Linked DNA regions of Homo sapiens: region 2 is linked to region 1. Evidence: chromatin loops called from intact Hi-C (ENCODE). Cell type or tissue: heart left ventricle. All regions are shown on one strand. Links, peaks and the distances in the headings refer to the core of each region. The heading gives the core; the rest is flanking DNA.

The links. A loop is a pair of places that touch in the nucleus more often than their neighbours do. Peaks named below come from ENCODE experiments on the same cell type or tissue, not always from the same donor. Only the 100,000 strongest peaks of a DNase experiment are listed, where the experiment ranks them.
Region 2: a loop joins it to region 1, with 2.3 times the contacts of the local background. A loop is called at or near these places in 4 of 110 quality-filtered maps.

What each region holds. Positions count from the first base shown.
Region 1 is chr11:57,932,553-57,940,890 of GRCh38, forward strand. No RefSeq gene overlaps it. Among named protein-coding and RNA genes, the nearest start is that of OR9Q1, 87 kb to the right of the region's middle. In heart left ventricle, for the core only: no CTCF peak of the experiment used is centred there; no DNase peak of the experiment used is centred there; H3K27ac peaks cover 829 bases.
Region 2 is chr11:57,998,753-58,007,090 of GRCh38, forward strand. It overlaps the pseudogene CYCSP26. Among named protein-coding and RNA genes, the nearest start is that of OR9Q1, 21 kb to the right of the region's middle. In heart left ventricle, for the core only: no CTCF peak of the experiment used is centred there; no DNase peak of the experiment used is centred there; H3K27ac peaks cover 2,604 bases.

The DNA.
Region 1 (8,338 bases), core at 229-8,228:
ACACATGTCAACATAATCTCCAGGTCTCGCAGAAAGTGATTGAAAATGCTGGTGATGTCAATCATCAATACTTGTGTGTATTTGAACACATAGGTGTGGAGCTCTCAAATGTTATTTTCTTTGATCATCTGAATGTCCCTGGGAAACGTGCTTGGTAGTATTTTTTTGGAGATATCTGTGTGTATACACACACACACACACACACACACACACACACACATGATTATACCATAATTGCTTCATTCACTTAACAATATTGAAAACGCATCTCTCCATCTCAAAAAAATCATTTCCCATCCTCTCCAAATAGCTCTATTGTCTTTGTAAAAGTAACACATGCTAGTTGTAAAAAAAAAATTAAAGAAGATGGAAGAGAACCAAAAAGGAAGTAAAATGTCACCTGAAATCCCACCACCACAGATAATGGGAGTCGATTATTGTTACTTTAGACATAAATATCTCAGTGTGTTCATGACTGTAATTTTCCATACACAGATTCATACTATACAAGCTATTCTGCCATTGACCTTCTCACTCAGCAAGATGTCATGAACATTTTCCCATATCAATAAATAGTAGCCTACATCATCATATTTAATGGATGCATATTATTTTATTGTTGTATGTGTATCATTATTTACTTAACTGGTCCCCATCGATTGACAATAAGGTATTTCCAACTTTTCACTGTTATGGATAGCTCTCTGATAGACACCTCCTGAGAGGAGGTATGGGGCCTGGAGTGCCAAGTCCAGTGAGAACATGATGTAGACAGACTGCTTTTCCCAGGTAGGTAGGAAGAGACTGTTCTCTCCTTGGGATCCTGGCACTTTGGGTGTTCACAGCCCTAGGGAAAATCACCAGGCAAAGAAAAGGGCCTTGTTAGGCAAATAACTTGTTTGTGTAAAAGAGATGCAGTCCCTACACTACTGATCTGGGAGGAAGTCTCAACAGAAGAGGGACTGGATTGCCCATGTTTCCTGCAGGTAAGAGGTATTCACTTGGGAAAGACCCGCGGAATCTCACCTGGAGAGGTAAAGCAGTGCTGTGTCCTCCGACCTTCCTCACTGCATTCCAACCTGTACAAGTTGTCTGGTTCCCAAAAAAATTGGCCCCTTCATTGTGTCAATTGTCTTCTCATGAACATGCAACAACCTTTCAGCCTTTTTGTGGTAGAGTTTATGATGATGCCTAAGAGTCAATGTTCCTCCCTGCAGCTCTTGGATAAGAAGGGTTATACAGTCTCTTTCTTCATTTAAATTAAGCTTGGCCACATGATTGGGTTTGGCTCAGGGAGTATGAATGGAAGTAATTTGTGCCACTTCTGAGTATTGAAGCCTTAGGAGCCAACCTCTGGTTCCCCACTTCCCTTCTTTCCCTTCTGCTTTGACACCAGTGAAGTCCAAGGCATAGGTATTCTCTTACATCCTTTTGAGTCTTGGAGTGAAAAGCAGAAAGTTCATCACTGACTTATGGATGGACATTAACATGAGCAAGAAATAAACTTTTTTGCTACTGCAAGGCAATGAGATTTGGGTGTTGTTTTTTAATACAGCGGCCTCCGTTGCCTGAAGTATTCTTCAAAGACAAACTTCTTTTTTAAATTATGACACCAGCTCTATCGTGACTATCAGATTGTCTATGCCTGTCAGTTAGAGTCCTTCCTGTCTCCCCTGTGGAACAGCTTCCTTGCACTTACTGAGTCTGCATCTAGCTAATTGACCTATGGCAGTCATTTTGTTTTTAAATATGAGAAGGTTCTAGTTGTTAGTGGCAGGTCCTATATGAACCCATTCTTGCAAACCCGATAGATAGTTGTTATGTTGCCATGAAAGTCTTGGATCACAATCTTCCCAGCTTACAAGTTCTTCCAAACAAACTTAATCGTTAGTAAGCAAGCATAGGCAGTCAACACACCTGTCTGTCATTAGGGGGTAGTTATTTTCTTTTCCCTTGGGTATACTGGCCAGCAAATCTTTCATGAAAAGCTCACTTGGAAGTGAAATGTTGATGTTTTACCATCAACATTTTACTGGCAGGATCCTCTAGGAAATAGAAAGATGCAGAACCAAAGGGCAGTGCATTTGTGGTAGACGGGAAAGACAATATGCTATGAGCTTTTAGAGCTTGCTTGTGTATGGCATTGTGATCATTCTATTCTGAGTAGTGTGGGTCCATGATCTTAGATGACAGGCTCTTGAAGGAAAAAGGAAAACCCATCTAAAGGCTACATCAGCAGCCAAATGGATGTCCTTTATTGTCTTTGCAATTTTTTTTTTGTTTGTTTGAGACAGTCTCGCTCTGTCACCCAGGCTGGAGTGCAGTGGCATGATCTCGGCTCACTGCAACCTCTGCCTCCTGGGTTCAAGTGATTTTCCTGTCTCAGCCTCCTGAGTAGCTGGGACTACAGGTGCATGCCACCACACCCAGCTGATTTTTGTATTTTTAGTAGAGATGGGGTTTCACTATATTGGTCGGGCTGGTCTCGAACTCCTGACCTCAGGTGATCCACCTGCCTCAGTCTCCCAAAATGCTGGGATTACAGGCATGAGCCTCCGTGCCTGGCATCTTTGCATCTTTTTGATAAGGGCTAGATTTACATTGGTGGGGTGAAGTCAAATAACCCAGAAAGCTGGAGTTGGAATAACTCTTGAGGAACATCTAGCTCAAAATGTCTGGGAGTGGGAAAAGAGGCCCAGAGAGGGGAAGGTGCTTGTCAAAAGTTATACACAGCCAGTGAAATCTGGGGCTGCAGACCTGGTCTTGACTAAATTTAAAAAAATCCTAAAATTTCTTGACATTACCATAGTAGTTTATTACTGTTCTCAGTTCTACTGGATGTTTTGTATCATTTTTGGGGGATACTGACCGTCTTAGTCCATTTTGCATTGTTAAACAGAATATCAACCTTTGGACATTTATAAAGGAAAGAAATTTATTTTTCACATTTCTGGAGGTTGGGAAGTCCAAGGTCCAGGGGACCACATCAAGTGAGGACCCTCTTGCTGAGTCATGACATGTGGTGAGAGAGAGCAGGAGGGAGAGCAAGAGATCAAACTCATGGCCTCTAACCCTTTCATAACTGGTATTAATTCATTCATGAGGGTGGAACATAAACACCTCCTGTTAGTCCCCTCCTCCCGACATTGTTGCATTGCGGATTCAATTTCCAACACATGCTTTTTGGGGGACACATTCAGACCATAGCACTGATTATTCCTGAACCATTCGGGGCATGGATAGGTTCTCTATCTATGGCAGTGAACTCTTCTCCAGCTGAAATGATTTCCCTGTTGCTCACTCTGTGGGACAGAGTTGTAGAAATATTCAGGATTATAACCAGGCAGAGTGTCACTAGTGAGAGGAACAGAAGTTTGTTTCCATAGGAACAGTATAGTGGTTTTTAGAAATGATAAAATGAACTTGAGAATTGAGGTCATCTATGTCCACATACCTTAACTATTGGGACTGATAACTGAGACTTACTGTGGCAATATGACTTAACTAATTGTTACAGGAAATTAAGGCCTGGGAAGATATGGCTGTAAACCAATAAATCACTGTTGGCTTTTATCTGAACAATTTATACGAACAAATAGTTTACTCCTCTGGGCCAACAGCTCTCCTATCAGGACAATAGATTACTCATCTGGACAAACAATTTGCTCAACAAACAATGGTTTTTTATTAATATTTGCTTCCAGGCACTTCCCTTCCTGTGCCTGTCAATCCTAAACTATAATGTCACAAACTTTGTCCAATCCTGTTACCTACCTTGAAAGAGTGACCTTGTATCACTTGAGTCAAGACCCCCAAGTCCTATAAATATAGGACTTTTGAGAAAATACTGGGATTTCATCCAGGTGATATTTTTTCTTTCTACAGTAGGTCTAATCAATGTAGCTTTTGCTGGTCAATAGGTTTTCTGGTGGTGTTTTGAAGAGCTACCAGCTGTCAATCTACTCTTTCCCCAGGGTTACTTGAGGGCATTTTACATCCCATTTTTTTTTTTCCTGAGGGCATTTTGTTTCCTTTTTGGGCCATCTTTATTTCTCTAATGGTGATGATTAGAGTTGCCTTTATGAATGTAGTTTAGCTCATCAGTATATAGGGTCACTGATACTCCTAAGAGGGTTCATATAGTATGTCAATGTCAGTCTGAAAAGGCATCCTACATAGATCAGCTTTTCTAACTTCCTCATTTTGCACAAGGAAAAATTGAGGTTCTGGGACAAATCTCTTTCTGATTTTGGGGACAATGTTCAAGTTGGATACTTCAAGCAACATCATTTCTTCTCCGAGCCCCTATTTTTTTTTTTTTTTTTTTTGAAACAGAGTCTTGCTCTGTTACCCAAGTTGGAGGGCAGTGGTCTAAACTCGGCTCACTGCAGACTCCATCTCCCCAGCCTCAAGTGATCCTCCCACTACTTCTTCTTCTTTTTTTTGAGACAGGGTCTCATACTGTCGCCCTGGGTGGAGTACAATGGCGACACTGCAACCTCCACCTCCTGGGTTCAAGCGATTCTCCCACCTCAGCCTCCCAAGTAGCTGGAACTACAGGGAACAGACACCACACCCAGCTAATTTTTGTATTGTTTGGTAGAGGCCAGGTTTCACCATGTTGGCCAGGCTGGTCTTGAACTCCTGACCTCAAGTGATCCACCTGCCTTGGCCTCCCAAAGTGCTGCTATTACAGGCATGAGCCACCGTGCCCGGCATGATCCTACCACTTCTACCTCCAGAATAGCTGGCACCACAATTGTGCGCCAGTGTGCCTGGCTAATTTTTTTTTTTGTATTGTTTTGTAGAGATAGGGTTTTGCCATGTAGCCCAGGCTGGTCTCGAATTCTTCGCCTCAAGCTATCCATTAGTCTCTGCCTCCAAAGTACTGAAACTACAGGCAGGAGCCACAGCTCCCAGCCCTAGTCCCGAATTTTTAATTCAATCAATAAATCACTGATTGCCCACTCTTGAAACCTTGTTTAAAGAAGTGGCCTCCTTTCTCGTTGTGACTCACAAAGAAAACTCCTTGCTGGCATTAAGATAGGACTCAGGAAGGAGCTGAGAAGGAGGTAAGTGGTTTAGGGAATTCAGGCTCTTCGGTGGCCAGAGGGGTAGGGCCAAGGCAGTAGCACTGGGGGCCCTCCTTTCATTTTCTAATTCTTTTTGTTTCTTCTAGCCCATTTCTTTTTTTCCTGTTCCAAGTTGTTCTTCAGGTGTTGTGTAGAAAGTGAAAATTACTGGTGGGAGTCAGGACTCTCTGGGATTAATAGAAAGCTGGGCCCCAGTGGAAAATATGAGAGCAGCACTTTGGGTTTTTTTGAAGACAGTAGAAATGTAGACTTGTTATGGAATTTTCTGCAAAACCTCAAGAGGTTTTAGGCACTATAGGAAAGTACGGACTTTGAAATCAGCTGGACCTGGCTACCAGTTATGAACTGTATATCACAGTCCAGTTAATTTATTGGACTCTCAGTTTCCTTATATGTGAAATAGATGTAACCTAGTCATAGAATTATTGTGAGAGTTAAATGAAATGGTATGTACGATGTGCTTCACAGAATTCCTGGCATATAACACATGCTCATTAAATATTAGCTATTCATTATCATTATTGAGAAAGCAAATTTTTCAGGAAGGAATAGTGTTTGATTGAGGCCCTGAGCCTTATAGAATAAAAACAACTGCTATCCTTTTTATCATCTGTTGCCTGGAAGCCTAAAATTCAAAAAGGAAGAAGTGAAATATGTGCATATATATATGTATACACACACACACACACACACACACATATATATATATACACACACACACATTCCTTACCCTCTGATTAAGTATAGTACTGCGCACAGTGCTCGTCTCAGGGGTAGATACAATGAAGGATGAGGTTTGATTCCTGCCACAGGGAGTCTGCAGTATAGCCGGGGCAGTGAGATACACAGCCAGATAACAGTAGTGAGCAGAGTTTTGTAGGAATGTAACTCTGCAGGAATAATTCAGCACTGTCCCAGTGACAAATGGGCTTCTGTCTGTGTGTTGTTCCTGGGAGTGGAGAGCTCATAAAAAAACAGGGACAGGTGAAGAAGCAGGTATTGGAATAATAGCAGGTTTCATTTTAGCTTCAGAACTGCTGCCTTTGGCCACTGCCTCTACTGATGCACAGGAGAGGTCAGTGTAGTCACCAGGATGTCAGAGGAATCTTCAAAAGATGCTTAACTCCAAGTAAACTTTGTGCAAAAGCAGGAGCCTTAAGGGATCTGGAAATACCTCTTTATCCTCAGTCTGGCTCCTCATGACCTCCAGTGGCCTCCAGGGCAAGGAATCCTATATATGTGTTGCTCCTCAAAGCACTATCTCTTGTCCTGACTTCATGTCTGACTCTGAGTTCACTCGTGATACTGCTTTTTTTGTCTTGACTTGGATTTTTAAGTCTTACCCCTCCTCCCCTGATATTTGGCTCTTGGCTTATCCTTGGTTTAGAGTCGCCACTCTGCTCTCTGAAATCTGATCAATTGTCCTGGTGCTGCCCTGCTACAGGACTAGAGTTTAACCCATCACTTGAGACTATGTGGAACAGAAGAACCACCAATCCAAACCCTGATCAAATGTCTAACCCTCAGAATTATGAGAAATAACAACTCTTGTAGTTTTAAAACACTATGAAATCACTAATTGGGTACAATGTATGTCATTCAGGTGATGGATATCCTGAAAGTCCTGACTTAACCACTGCACAATCTATGCAAGCAACCAATTGTATTTGTACCCCCCATAAATTTATATAAATAAAAAAGACACTATGTTTTAGGGTGGTTTTTTACATAACAAGAGACAATTGAAATAACTCCTAATGGATCATCTGGAATTTAGACCCAAAGCCTTACAGGGTCCCTGTGATGGCTCCATGGAGCTTGGTGTTTGTGTCTGGGCAGTCTTGTCCAGTCTCGCTGTTTTTTCCTCCTTAGGGAGACAGTATATCCTTGAGGTTCAGAACACAGAATTTGGAGATAGCCAGACCTAGGACTGGATTCTGGCTCTGTTACATAAAGCTGTATGACCTTCATCTCTTTGTCCAAGAAAATGAGTATGTTAATATTAATTATCTCATAAGGGAGTTTGTGAGAATCAAATGAGATTTAACATCTATTAAGTGCTGAGAACAATCTCAGGCCTTTAATTAGTGCCCAGCACATATTAGCTGTTAAAAGTCATCCTTACACTGAATAATTGCTCTAACCTGTGTTATTATATTATCTCTCATATTATTTCTATCAAGTAGAGAATGTTTAATGAAGCCACACACCTGGTGACAACAAGCATAACAGGGTCTACTAGCTACCCAGGCTACACAGCCATGCACCCAACATTCCTTATTTCTCTTTCACCATGAAACCAGAAATGATGGGACAGAAAAATGTAGATACAGAAACAGAAATTACATGGGTTATGTGATCAGACAGTACTGACATCTAAATCTGGTTTTAGACTGATGTCTAAACCTGGCATAATTTGTAAACAAAGTTGTATGAAGATTAAACACTTGTGCTGTAAAAAGCCTAGCACAGAGCATGGTTCACAGCTGATGCTCATTCGATATCAGTTTCCTCACTTCCCCTAGCATTATTCATCGTAGGCCATTAAAAGGCTATTGGCTGCTGGCATCAGTGATGTGGTCACACAGAATGACATCTTCATTTTGCCCTTCTGTGGCCCCAGCATCTCAGGCAAGTTATGTCATGCTTCTGTGACTTAGTTTCTTCATCTTAAAAGTGGGGATGTGAATGGTTTGTGCCTCATGGAGAGGGTCTGGCTGATGTTCCAGTCCTATCTAGTCAGAGAGCAAAGGACTAAAGGACCCTGTGCTTCCAACTCTCGGCATTGCTCAGAGGATTACACCTAAGATGAGCACCATTTCTAAACATGTCCTTGTATTGGCAGAGTTGTACCTTGGCACTTTCCTCAGTCTTACTGTGGAAACAAGCTAACACACACATGTTTGGCATGCCTACATTGGGAAATCCACCCAAGTAACAGAATAGTAACTCAGCTGTGTTACTCTCCCAAGGTTTTAATCATGCTGGGACCTGTGATCTGAGATTAATGTAGCACAGAAGACAGGGCCTCAGGAAGAAACAAAGGAAAAATGCAGAGTTTGCACGAAGCCAATACTGGGTTGAAGAAGCTGAGGCTGAGAAATCTTGGCTTTTAGGAAAAGTGCTAGCATGATCCTTCTAGCCTGTGCTTGTTGTAAAATTAAGATCCCTTCAGATTCCTGGAATTATGGGAACAATTTGAACAGAGATTTCTTCTCTGGTGAGAGCATGAATAAACAGCTAAC
Region 2 (8,338 bases), core at 123-8,122, 66 kb after region 1:
TGTTTTCCAACTTGGTTCCATTCTCCCCATCACTTTCAGGTACACCAATCAGACGTAGATTTGGTCTTTTCACATAGTTCCATATTTCTTGGAGGCTTTGCTCATTTCTTTTTATTCTTTTTTCTCTAAACTTCCCTTCTCACTTCATTTCATTCATTTCATCTTCCATTGCTGATACCCTTTCTTCCACTTGATCGCATTGGCTCCTGAGGCTTCTGCATTCTTCACGTAGTTCTCGAGCCTTGGTTTTCAGCTCCATCAGCTCCTTTAAGCACTTCTCTGTATTGGTTATTCTAGTTATATATTCTTCTAAATTTTTTTTCAAAGTTTTCAACTTCTTTGCCTTTGGTTTGAATGTCCTCCCGTAGCTCAGAGTAATTTGATCATCTGAAGCCTTCTTCTCTCAGCTTGTCAGTCATTCTCCATCCAGCTTTGTTCCATTGCTGGTGAGGAACTGCGTTCCTTTGGAGGAGGGGAGGCGCTCTACTTTTTAGAGGTTCCAGTTTTTCTGTTCTCTTTTTTCCCCATCTTTGTGGTTTTATCTACTTTTGGTCTTTGATGATGGTGATGTACAGATGGGTTTTTGGTGTGGATGTCCTTTCTGTTTGTTAGTTTTCCTTCTAACAGACAGGACCCTCAGTTGCAGGTCTGTTGGAATACCCTGCCGTGTGAGGTGTCAGTGTGCCCCTGCTGGGGGGTGCCTCCCAGTTAGGCTGCTCGGGGGTCAGGGGTCAGGGACCCACTTGAGGAGGCAGTCTGCCCGTTCTCAGATCTCCAGCTGCATGCTGGGAGAACCACTGCTCTCTTCAAAGCTGTCAGACAGGGACATTTAAGTCTGCAGAGGTTACTGCTGTCTTTTTGTTTGTCTGTGCCCTGCCCCCAGAGGTGGAGCCTACAGAGGCAGGCAGGCCTCCTTCAGCTGTGGTGGGGTCCACCCAGTTCGAGCTTCCCGGCTGCTTTGTTTACCTAATCAAGCCTGGGCAATGGCGGACGCCCCTCCCCCAGCCTCACTGCCGCCTTGCAGTTTGATCTCAGACTGCTGTGCTAGCAATCAGCGAGACTCCGTGGGCGTAGGAGCCTCCGAGCCAGGTGCGGGATATAATCTTGTGGTGCGCCGTTTTTTAAGCCCATCAGAAAAGCACAGTATTCGGGTGGGAGTGACCCAATTTTCCAGGTGCCGTCCGTCACCCCTTTCTTTGACTCAGAAAGGGAACTCCCTGACCCCTTGCGCTTCCCAAGTGAGGCAATGCCTCGCCCTGCTTTGGCTGACGCACGGTGTGCACACCCACTGACCTGCGCCCACTGTCTGGCACTCCCTAGTGAGATGAACCCGGTACCTCAGATGGAAATGCAGAAATCACCCATCTTCTGCGTCGCTCACGCTAGGAGCTGTAGACTGGAGCTGTTCCTATTCGGCCATCTTGGCTCCTCCCCCAGAAAAATACTTCTTATAAGGAATTGGCTCATGCAATTACGGAGGCTGACAAGCCCCAACATCTGCAGTGGGCAAACTGGAGACCCGGGAAAAGGATAATGTAGTTTCAGCTTGAAGGCCAGTAGGCTTGAGAGCCAGGAAGAGCTGATGTTTCAGTTTGAGTATGAAATCAGGAAAAATCCATTTGTCAGCTTGAAGGCCATCAGTCAGCAGAAATTACCTCTTATTTGAGGGATGGTCAGCTTTTTGTTTTATTCAGGCCTCCAACTGATTGGATGAGGACCATTCACATTATAGAAGACAGACTGCTTTACTCAGTCTACTGGTTTAAATGTTAATTTCTTTTTCATTTTTTTTTTTTTGAGACAGAATCTCCCTTTGTCACCCGGGCTGGAGTGCGATGGCGTGATCTCGGCTCACTGAAATTCTCCACCTCCTGGGTTCAAGTGACCCTCCCACCTCAGCCTCTTGAGTAGCTGGGACCACAGGCATGCATCACCATGCCTGGCTACTTTTTTTGTATTTTTAGTAGAGATGGGGTTTCACCATGTTGGCTAGGCTGGCCTTGAACTCCTGACCTTAAGTGATCTGCCTGCCTAGGCCTCACAAATTCCTCGGATTACAGGCCTAACTCACCGTGCCCAGCCTTAAATGTTAATTTCTTCTGAAACACTCACAGACATAACCGGAATAACATTTGAACAAATATCTGGGCACCCCATAGCCCAGTCAAGCTGATACGTAAAATTAACAGTCACACCCTGATTTAAGGGTATTGAGGATTTGTTATCATCAGTTGCTATGGGGCCAGTTCCTCACTGTTTTCTGATGAATATCAGGTCAGAAAATCAAACTTGATATCCTTTACCTTATCTAGTACCTGTCTGCAGAAGACGTGCTGGCAGTATTTGTTGCATGTAAATAAACGTAGTTATAAATTGGAAGATCAGGTCTTCTGTAAGCTGACTAGGACAGATATCATGTGACTTCTCCAAGTGAGAAAACAGAGGCTGAAGCTGGGGCATACACTCCTTGGTTCTCCAATCCCACACACAATGAGATGGGGCTGCTGTGACATCATCTGACAATTCATATCCTGCTTTGACCTCTGCAAGTATTGAGATCAGTGAATCCCACCCAGCCCTCATCCCTGTGCCTCTAGACCATTGCTCTGAACTCTCTGATGCTATGCCACCACCTCAAAAGCATGCCCGCTCTGCAGCCTTCTGCCTGGAGGCAGCTCATCCTCCTGTTTTCCTGAACCACAGAGCTTTATTGTCATTGGTGCCCTGGAGTAAGTGGCAATTCAAGCTCCTCTAATTCTAAAATTAAAGCAAATTCCTGGCCCATTTTATATCTTTCGGGGTTATAACTGAGTTGGAAATTGCAGTAAACATGTAAGTGTTGAGTGTTAGCAATAGTGGAGAGGGAGTGGGCTTGAAGTCTGACCTAGGTTCAAGTCATAGCCATGCCATTAATTAGCTGCGTGATTCTGAGCAAGTTTCTTAACGTTTCCCTGCTTGATGTCTTCATTTGAAAGTGGATATAATAGTTCTTACCTTGCAGGGTGGTTTTGAGGGTTAGGATGGGAGTCCACTCTTCTTCCTGTTCCTATTTCTGAGTATTGAGCCATGTAAGGATGTGTGCTCTTCTAGGCTGGACCTGTCTCTTACTGCTTCTTACTGGTAAGAAAACAAAATGCTGCTGGTTCACTGGCCTGAGAAGCCTGACTCTCAGTTCACTGATTCTCTATCTTGAATTGCAGGTGGGTCCTTTTTTTTTTTTTGAGATACAGTCTCGCTGTGTCACCCAGGCTGGCATGCAGTGGCCGGATCTCAGCTCACTGCAAACTCTTCCTCTCAGGTTCAAGTGATTCTCATGCCTCAGCCTCCTGAGTAGCTGCCATTACAGGCGCCTGCCACCATGCCTGTCTAATTTTTGTATTTTTAGTACAGACGGGGTTTTGCCATGTTGGCCAGGCTGGTCTCGAGCTCCTGACCTTAAGTGATCCACCCACCTCAGCCTGCCAAAGTGCTGGAATTACAGGCATGAGCCACCACACCTGGCCAAGCACAGGTAGGGTCTGAATTTCAGTTTTCTAAGAAGGTCCCTTTAGGGTCATGATCAGAAAGCATCCCTGAAATGCCCCTAAGTTTCTGTGAGGAAGAAATGCTTAAGAGGGTGTTTGGGAGGTACCGGATGGGCTGTCTGCTCTCTACTTGCTGGATCATCTACTTTGCTTTAGAATCTTGCTTCTTTAGGCATTGTGTAAGGCTGAATAGTGGTCCTCCATTGAATTCTTAGATCCAATGAATCTGTTACTTTCCATGGCAAAAAGTGCTTTGCAGATGTAATTAAGGTTATAGAACTCAAGATAGAGAGATTGTCTTGGATTATCTAGGTGGGCTCAATATAATCTCTAGAGTCTTTAGAAGCAGAGAAATTTATCTGGTTAGAGTCAGAGAGAAGTGGTAGGGGAGGAAGCAAGAGAGATTAGGCAGAAAGAGAGGTCCTATAGGCGACAGCAGGCTTTCTAATCCTCAGCCCCTGATTGAGAGCATCCATTCAACACTGCAGGCATCTTTCAAGCAAAGGCAGAGAGAAGAACAGGGAGAAAAAAAATTCCTAGGGAAAACATTGAGAAAAGATAACCAGAGGGGGCTGAGACATGCATTCTCAGAGCACCCACCCCCTTCACCTACCTGCCATGAGGTAGAATAAATGCAGGAGTGAGGTAGAGGCAGAGATATTCTGGGAGGATGGAGCATCTATCCTGTCTTTTCCATGGAAATATAAGTATCTTGGGGTAGCAGAGGCGGGGAATGTAAGAAGGTGTGGAGAAGGGCGGGGGGTGGTCAACATTCTTCTTTAACATACATCAAAAAATTGTGTTTACATGTGGGTGTGTGGCTGGGGTGCTGCATTTCCTCCTCTTTTATGGAACATTTTTGTCTTAGTACTTGGATTATTGGAAACTTTCAGCAGCACCTGTGCAGGAAGAATGCCTAAGGCAGGAGGAAGGAAATGAGGATGATATTAAAGTGAAACAAAACATGAAGTTCTTGAATATGAGGTCATCTGGTCCAACCTCCTATTGTCTCTGCAAACTTCCTTGGCTCTGGGGTTGGGCATGCATGTCAGACGAAGGGAATAAGACCACCCTATCTCTCCAGCCACAGTGGTCGAGACTTAGGATAGTGCATCTGCCCCCTTTGGAAGCAGTGAGATGCCATCTCAGGACTCCCACTACTCCCACTACTACTGTGGGAGAAGTGTGCCCTTTTTTCCACTGGACTTATACAAATGAAAATTTAAGTCCAGAGCTGGTAACAGTCACTCTGCCACCAAGAGGAGAGGGCTTGTTGAGAGTGAAGCCCACATAGGGGTGGACAGAGCAGGGGGAAGGAGAAAAAATTGACCTTAGGAGTCTTGTTTACATGTTAGAATTCTTCAGTCATACTCACCCATCAATGAGAATGCTTGATTGAGCTTGAGTTGAGTTTTCTATTTGCAGTCAGAATATTCCTGATAGACATGGTTTCACTATGTAGATATAGGGAATGTGAGGACTAGAGTAGGGGAAGTGACATCTCCAATGACACATGTATAACAAGTAGGATTTGTCATCTCAGCCATTCACTTCTATGGAACCTCAGAATCAGGAAACCAGCTACATTCTGAATACATGGAGTTTGCACAGATAGCCCTGTAATCTATGCAACTTATTTCTGAATTCCCTCACAATTGGTTTTAAGGGCTGTTCCTGGTTGTCATATTCTCCTATTCTAGTACTTCTGGTAATAGCTGGAATTGAGTCAAACACTCTTACCATACAATTGAATTAACATGTTTAATTGACAGGGAACATAATATCTCTCTCACACACACACACACACCCCACCACATTTAATGAGTGATGCTTTACATCTGGAGAGAGGGCTACTATTTTTTTTTTTTTTTTGGTAGAGATGGGGTCTCACTATATTGCCCAGGCTGGTCTCAAACTCCTGGGCTCAACTGACCCACCTGCCTAGGCGTTCCAAAATGCTGGGATTATAGGTGTGAGCCACCATTCCCAGCTGAGATACTTTTTAGTCCAGATGTCACCATTTTCCTGTTTTGAAGATATGTCCCTGAATGCTCCCCATGGTCAATGTTGGTCATTCATTTATTTGGTTTGGTTCTTCCCTTTTTGCACTCTAATGGTACCAAATCCTGGAAGTGGAGAGGATATTCTTTTTGCTGATTTGCTACCTCTCTGTACCCACAGTATACATTTATTCACACAGGTGCTGGTATTGGAATCTGCTATGGAAACTCCTTTCTGAGAACCTTTAATGTATTCATTCATTCAACAATTATTGAATGCTCACTATGTGCTAGACACAAAGGTATGAACAACAAAGATGACTCTCAGACCTCACAGAAGGTTCCAGTACATTCCAGAGGGTCTGGGAGCTATGTTGTCTTTCTTGTAGCTTCTCTGGATTTACACAGCCTGTGGATTTATGTTGATAATTCTTTGCTTATTGTGTACAGGGTGAAGGTTGCTGGTAGGGAGGGAAACATCATTTCACTGGTGATAATCATCTTTCTGTTTTTAATCCTTCCCCCTGTCGGCTGGAGAGTCATTTCCTGTTCCCCTTTGTTTCTCCCTTCCTGTTGATCCGCTAAAGACCTCTCTACCCACTGACTCCTCTGGCCCCTTTGTAGTGCATTCTAGTACCAAGTGTATGCTAGCAGACTTAATACGTGCTGAACAGTGTACTAAGCGCCTTACACGCACCATTCGTTTAACCCTTACTACAACACTGTGAAGCTCTGCAGTTGTGTCTCAGAAGTGGATTTTTTCTAAGGTGAATTAACATCAAATATTTATTTCAATTTTATTCAATTTCACTCTATTAGTATTTGAATTCTGAATGTTCAGAATTAGATTTGGTTAATATTTAGCCTTGACTGCCTCTTAGATGCCTGGTGCTTCAGTAATATGCAATAGACAGAGACAACATTAAGCCTAAGGTGCATTCATACCACTGCTGACCTGGCCTGGCCACTTTGGGCATCAACATTATGAGCATGGTTGAGGTCTACACACTTCAATGATCTAACTTCAGGAATACCTACTGAGGAGAGCGGGACATCCGGCTTCTGAGTAGGAAGCTCCGTAATGCCAGCAATGAAAGAGAAAATTAAATATGGGTGATGTTGAGAAAGGCAAGATTTTTGTTCAGAAGTGTGCCCACTGCCACACCATGGAAAAGGGAGGCAAACACAAGACTGGGACTAATCTCCATGGTCTCTTCATGTGAAAGACAGATCAGGCTGTTGGATTCTGTTAACACAGACGCCAATAAGAACAAAGGCATCACCTGGAGAGAGGATGCACTGATGAAATATTTGGAGAATCCCAAGAAGTAGATATCTGGAACAAAAATGATCTTTGCTGGCATTAAGAAGGCAGAAAGAAGGCAGAAAGGGCAGATTTGATAGCTTATATAAAAAAAAAGCTACTATGAGTAATAATACATCACTGCCTCATTTATTACAAAACAGAAATGTCTCATGACTTTTTTATGTGTACCATAATTTAATAGATTACATACACCAGAATTCAGATCATGAATGACTGAAAAAACATTTTCATTGGGCAGTCCTGATTTAAAACTAAGATTGTCTTGTGGTTAAATTAATATGTTTGGGTTTTTTGAATTTTGTTTGTTTTGTTTTTTTTTTTGAGATGGAATTTTGCTCTTGCTGCCCAGGCTGGAGTGCGATGGCATGATCTTGGCTCACTGCAACCTCTACCTCCCGGGTTTAAGTGATTCTCTTGCCTCAGTCTCCTGAGTAGCTGGGATTACAGGTGTCTGCCACCACGCCCGGCTAATTTTTGTATTTTTAGTAGAGACAGGGTTTCACCATGTTGGCCAGGCTGGTATGAAACCTGGTATCAAACCTGTTGGCCAGGCTGGTATTAACCTCAAGTGATCTGCCTGCCTTGGCCTCCCAAAGTGCTGAGATTACAGATGTGAGCCACTGCACCTGGCCTCATTTGTCTCTTAAAGGCAAGGGCTGAAGATAATATAGCAATGTCTTTTTTATATTTTTGGCCTTAACTATGCCAATCTAATTAGAATTCACTGTATTTAAAATGGTTCCTTTTACTTATTGAAACACATTTTAGTGTGGTTTATGTGTAATATCAAATGAAGATTATTTAACTCTTCTCACATTTTATAGATGATCTATAAAGTCAGATGTCTTTAAAATAGTAGCAAGTTAAACTTCACTCTTGAATTCTTACTATCTAAGTCAGACTACATTATAATTTAAGATTGTCTTTAAACAGCCATCCAGGAACATAAAACTGTAGAACTACTGTGTATTTGTGATTGGGAATAGTGCTTTTGCCAACTTATAAGGATTAGAGTAGAGGAGATATACACAAATTTAAAAATTATGTGTGATCATAAGACTTAAGATAATTAAAAACAAAATCACAGATCAAAAAAACAAAAAACAAAAAAACCTACTGAGAGCCAGATCAAGATGGAGTAGTAAGTTCAAGAACTGCCTCCACTCTAGAAACATAGGCCTACTGAATAAAGTAAAAAGAGAAAACAGAAGGTGGCATAGTCAGGCCCAACTACAAGACAAGCGCTTTTGAAGATCCAGGCTGGCACAGAAACACAAACTGTGATCAGGGCTGCAAGGCTTGGTGGACTTGCTGGGTTTTGGATGCAGTGGCAGTCAGTGGTGGCAAAGGAGTCAAAAGTGTTCCCTGAGAGATGGGAAAGCAGAGGCAGGTTCTCAGCCACGGAGGCCCAGGGCTAAGGTGAGTTTCATGTCTCATCTCCTATCCTTATAGAAGGAGGCTGGAAATGAACATGTGCCAAGTGCTGA